Regions from separate parts of the Homo sapiens genome. Here region 2 is linked to region 1. A link is a contact called in ENCODE Hi-C or POLR2A ChIA-PET data. All regions are on one chromosome and are shown on one strand. The core of a region is the stretch at or near the end of the contact, and the rest is flanking DNA. Distances in the headings are between cores, read along the strand shown.

Region 1 (2,700 bases), core at 91-2,590:
CAGCAAACACAGTGACACCCCTTTCCTTCAGCTGCTTGGATGGCAGTGCCACATCCCCCTGGGACTTCCCATCAGTGACGATGATGAGGATCTGGGGCACAGAAGCATTTCTGCCTCCAGGCAACCCTCTGTGCAGAAGGTATTTCAGAGCAAGTTCCGTCTCCGTGCGCCCTCCTCTGTGCACACCCAGAAGGAAAAAAGAAAGAAAAGTGAATGATGTGGGGAGGTGAAGTTGGGATGAGAGTCTGAAATCGATGAGCTCTTCCGTTATTAGCGAAAGGTAGCTTTCTCCTAGCAGAGGCTGAAAGTGATAGTTCTACCATCTAAACCACAACAACAATGAACAGAAATTATTTTTTCCATGCACTTGAGATTCACCCCGTACATCTCTGTTGTATTCTATCATAATGTCATTGTGTGTTGGGTGTGTTTTTCTCCTCCCCGAGTGATGACTCTGGGCCGACAGCTCTTGTCATTTGTCTAACACCTGCCTCCCATCTCCTCATCCCTGCATCATCTTCTTGTTACAGCTCAACATCCTGGGTTGGGAAAGCAGATAATGAGCTTAGGAAAACTGTGTGAGGAAGGACCCATAAGAGTGAAGGACAGGGCTTCAAGGCAAGGGTGTGATGACAGTCTTTTCTGTGATCCAGGCCTTTGTGGGCCATGTCCAAATTCAGGGTTGGGAGCTGGAAGGCTGAGCTGTCTGACCACCTCCAGATCAGGGCAGGTTACAGGGGTCCCATCTCATCGGGATGCCAATGGTCCTCTATTTGCTGTGGCTTGAGATCCTCTCATCCTCACAGCTCAGTTATAGGAACTGTTGACCAATCCTGGAATCCCAGAGCAGGATCTCTGCTAAATCTCAAATTAGGAGGCTCCTGTAAGCGTCCTGTCAGAGAGAGGACTGCCAGCTTTGAGTGTCAGCTGGACAGAAAATAATGACTCACTACAGTGGATTTTAGGTTACGGAATTGTGAGTCAGTCCCTGTTGCAGCCAAACCATTCAGCGGATGGTAGCCCATCCAAACATGATCAACAATGTGAGGCTGATGGAATTACTGTGGTTATCAACAGTACACACAGAGAAAACCCTGTGGGAGCATTATTCTGAAATAGTGACTAACCACAGATTCTAGATGGGGGACACATTTACACTCAGATTGTACCAACCATAAATTAAGGCAATGCCTACCTTTAATTCAGCCCTAACTATAGTCATTTTTCTAATGAGAAAACATCCAACTGACAAGACGCATGGGCATTACCTGCTGTGTGTGTGTGTGTGTGTGTGTGTGTGTGTGTGTTTTTACTTCTCATGCAAGTCTGACATGAGTCCTCCTGCCCAGGCATCTCTCCTGGTTGGCTCCCCTCCAAGCAGCTACTCAGGAATCCAGGCTCCTTTCATGTTATGGTTCCACCTTCCCCTCAGTCCTCAAAATGCTCTCCATTCAGCAGGAAGACAAGGAAAGAGCATGAAGATTGTGCTTGGGAAGGATTTATGGACCAGGCCTAGAATATTCTTCACTTTTATTGCTTTCTAACTTAAGCAAGCTCTTAAATGGCAGTTTTCTTTGCGGTGCTCCATAAAGTTAAAAAGTGTCAACAAGAGCTGACAACTCCTAGAATTAGCAGTCTTGCCTACAATACATATATTGACATTTGCATGGGTTAAAAATTTACTTACTTTTTTTTCAACCTGTGAGTATTTACTGTGGATCCACTAGAGGGAAGATAGTGAAATGGAGACCAGGAAGTATAACCACGATCCCATCCCTTAAAGAACTCCCAGTCTAGTTGAAGAAATGGGATCTACAAGACAGCAAGGAAAAAGGAATGCAAGGATACAAATAATAGGAATTCGGAGGAGCAGATTCATTGTGGGGTGGAGCTGTCAGGGAGCAGGCTTCAGAGGGGAAAAAGCTTTTAAATGGGGTCTTGGTGAATCAGCTGATGAGGAAAGGAAGAGGCCATTCTGATTACAGGAAGGGGTTAAAGCAAAGACACAGGTAAGCAATGTAACCTGTGTTCTGGAGCTAGCGAGCAGAGCTTGGCTTGGGCAATGGGCTTATCAAAGAAAAACAGAGCATACCAACATGGATGAATCTCCGAAGAGGAAGACTACACTCACGCCACTGACTCCCAAGCGCCCCCAACTCCTCTCACACCCTGCTGGATCACACATTAGATACCGAAGACCACCAACCCGATTCTGATCTCTACTAATACTGTTTCCTTCACCAAAGAGCTCTTGTGTTTAAAAAGAGTGTTCCTCCAGGGCTCCTGGGAGGGCAGAATGGCTTCCATTTCTAAAGGATAATATTAGCGCTGACATTTTACTTTGTGCCAGACACTACACACACACACCTGTTACTGAATGTAATCCTTACATCCATGGTAAAAGGTACTAATCTTACCCACATTTGACAAATGAGGAAACCCCACTCAGAGAATAGTGATAACTGGTAATATTTCCTGGGCATTTAGCATGTGCCAGACGCTGTGCTCAACCCATGTTTAGCTATATATGCTTAGCATATTATCATATAATTCTCGCCACAGCTCTCTGGAATAGAGGAGTCCAGAAAAGGGGCCAAACTAAGGTTATGCCGCTCATGAGTGGTGAAGGCAGGACTTGAACCCAGGGCCCTCCACTTCCAAAGCCCAAGTTCTTAAACAGATAGTTACATAGTTGTGAAG
Region 2 (2,700 bases), core at 128-2,627, 57 kb before region 1:
AGGTTCTTTCCTCTGTAGGGCATGGCTGGGGAGGGATCCTGGGGCAGGACTGGGGTCTCAGCTTAGGAGGGTTTATGTGGGTAGCCAGGGGGTCTTGGGTCAGCGCCAGCAGGAAGCTAAGCTCCTGCCAACTGACCGTCACCTGATCTGTGGGCTCATGTTTCCGTGGAGGGGGTCCCAGCCCCAGAATGGCTCTGGACTGGCCCCTTCATTCGTGCCTTCCTGGGGGGAAGGGGCCACAGCTGAGGATCTGACTCTACCATGTGGGGTGGGTGGGCAGTTCTGGAGAACCTGGGACAGTGTCCCATTGCATGCCGTCCCTTGAGCTGGGTGACAGCTGGTGGAGACTCCTCATCTCAGGCTGAGTGAGGCTTGATGTCGGGACTGAACCTGAGTCCCTGGTGTCCCTGTGATGCTGACAATGCCAGCGACTGCTACACCCTGAGCCTCAACCCCATACCATGCACACACACCATCCGCCCACCACCCATCGAGGGATGGGTATTTTTGTCACTGTTTTTCATATGAGGAAACAGACTCAGAGTTAAAAACCACTGGCCACGGTCCCACAGTTGGGAAGTACTAGGCCAGGATTTAAATGCAGGTTTTTGTTGTTGTTGTTCCCAATTCCTCCCCCAGCCTGGGCCTCCCTGACATTTGCTTCTCTCTGTAACAGAGCAAAGGCTTAAGCTATGCTCCCTCCAGTGCCAGGCTCCCCTCACTTTCAGCCCTGATACCTGGGGGAAGAGCACAGCCCCTCTGCTGTCCCATCCATTGGCTGATGGCTTTAACCAGAGGTTTTCTGGTATGGCCCAGGCATTGCTTGCTGGGTGGTGGGAGTGGAAAGGTGGCTGTTCTGAGCCACGGCTGGAACTTTTCTATCCTAAATCCAGCGTCTGATTCTGACCAAGGTATCTTGGGCTTTGCTAGTGGAAGTGCCATCTTCTGCCCCACCAGGGGCAGCTGCTGGTGGGTCCCCACCTGGTGGGTAGGGGCAGAGTTTCATGAGCACCGCGTACTGTGTGAGTGTTCTAGAAATTGTGTTTTACAAGCACAGCATGGACTGAGGGGCCCAGGGTCTGGGACCTGGCTACAGCTGTAAGTTAATTGGGCCACGGAGAGTCCCTGCGGGCCCTGGGATTCCAATGCTGGCTTCTGTTCCTCAGCCAGTGCCCTGTGCCTCAGACACTGAGTGTGGGGAGGGGAGCGTGGCCCCCTCTGAAGTAGACTTCCTGGATTGTCGTCTGTGACTAGGGCTTGTGTCCCTGTTTGAAAGGAACTGGTGCGGCAGTTGGGGAAAATATCAGCACCCAGGAATGGCACGATCCCAAGGAGGCCTTTCAGCCAAGTGGTAACTGCCTGTGGACAGCTTCCAGGCCCCAGGGAGACTTCTAGCAAAGCCAGCTGACTTGACAGGAAAAGGCAGCTCCCTCCCACTTTGTGGACTTTCTCTGCTGTGAAGGACCAGAGACGGGTGTGGACTGCGAGTCCCCTGGCTAGGTCCCACCTGGTCTTGTGCAAGGCACCCACCTCTACCCCAGGGTGTTCCAGATGTGGTGTGGGGATGTAGGTGGTGTTCACCGGGCACTCTCCCTGTCCTTGCCCACACACATGAGCACATGTCCTCACTCCCTCAGGCCTCCTCTCTTGTTGAATCAGGCTGAAGCAGCCATCACTCTTAGTCCAAGGCCCCCAGAGGAGCAGCGTCAGGGTGGAGTCATGTCTGTGGCTCTGAAGGAGGAGGAGAACCAGAGCAGGGAGAGGCCATGGCCGCTGGAACCCCATGGCCATGCTAGCCAGACCATCAACCGTGGCCAACAAACATCTGTTTCTCTCGCAAGGACCACAGCACCTGGCTGTGTAGACAGCAGCCTGGAGAGGCCACAGCTGCCTGAGTCACTGTCCAGCTCAGGCTGGAACCCTGAGCCTGGAGTGCCCTGTGGCGTCTCTTCCTCAGACAGAAAACCCGCCCTTCCTCCCTTGATCCCAGAACTTCAGGGAGGTTTGTCCACCTGAGGGCTGGGCCCTGCACAGCTGCCTGGCCCTGGGCTCACCGGCACCTGCAGCAGCACCTGCAGCAGCACGTGGACATCCACCTGGGGTCCTCAGGGCCTATGGCTGGGCCAGGATCATGCCTCGGTCACAGGCTCGGGATGCTTATCGGCCACGAGCCCAGATGTCCTCACTCCAACCCCTACAGACTCAGTAGAGAGCAGGTCTGTCCAGCAATAGAAGGGGCAGCCAGGGGTTTGGAGCAACCTCGTGGGTGTGGACAGTGACTCAGGCAGCTGTGGCCTCTCCAGGCTGCTGTCTGCACAGCCAGGTGCCGTGGTCCTTGCAGGAGAAACAGATGTTTGTTGGCCATGGTTGATGGTCTGGCTAGCATGGCCATCTCCACCCCATCGTCCCTCTGAGGCCTGGCCATGCGCTGGCCTGCTCTTACATGAGCTTCTCTGTGGGGGAAACCACTTAATCCCTAAAAGGACATTGCCGTGGCTAGCCTCGGAGGCTGGGCCTGGCCTGTCCACTCACCCCCACCTGGGAGCCTTCTGCAGCATACTCTGGGGCAGGATGGTTAGAGCTGTGAGGATGCCTCGGGTCCTCTGAGCCACCCCTCATCAGCTCTTGTGTCTAGTCTAAGCCAGGTGTTGGCAAACTGTAGCTCACTGGCCAAATCTGATCTGTAACATCCTTTAGTAA

Evidence for each region. Hi-C counts contacts between places; a loop is a spot of excess contacts on that map. ChIA-PET counts read pairs that join two places held with the same protein, here RNA polymerase II (POLR2A).
Region 2: a map of Right ventricle myocardium inferior shows a loop between it and region 1 (2.3-fold over the local background). The contact joins two enhancer-like sites. A Hi-C loop is called at or near these places in 1 of 168 maps with a recorded cell type or tissue (Right ventricle myocardium inferior). POLR2A ChIA-PET finds 5 or more read pairs at or near these places in 3 of 52 experiments (K562, Panc1 and activated CD4-positive, alpha-beta T cell).

Annotation. Positions count from the first base shown.
Region 1 is chr10:114,270,216-114,272,915 of GRCh38, reverse strand. It overlaps VWA2 (von Willebrand factor A domain containing 2), which reads right to left. Exons shown (of 14, transcript NM_001272046.2): 6 at 1-176. Among named protein-coding and RNA genes, the nearest start is that of VWA2, 32 kb to the right of the region's middle. RefSeq lists a silencer at 959-1,159. Within about 2 kb of position 1,340, at least 8 of the 41 ENCODE cell types and tissues checked have a DNase peak (open chromatin) inside an H3K27ac peak, as active enhancers do.
Region 2 is chr10:114,327,733-114,330,432 of GRCh38, reverse strand. All of the region lies in intron 4 of AFAP1L2 (actin filament associated protein 1 like 2), which reads left to right. Among named protein-coding and RNA genes, the nearest start is that of AFAP1L2, 75 kb to the left of the region's middle. RefSeq lists an enhancer at 1,348-1,993. Within about 2 kb of position 1,377, at least 5 of the 41 ENCODE cell types and tissues checked have a DNase peak (open chromatin) inside an H3K27ac peak, as active enhancers do.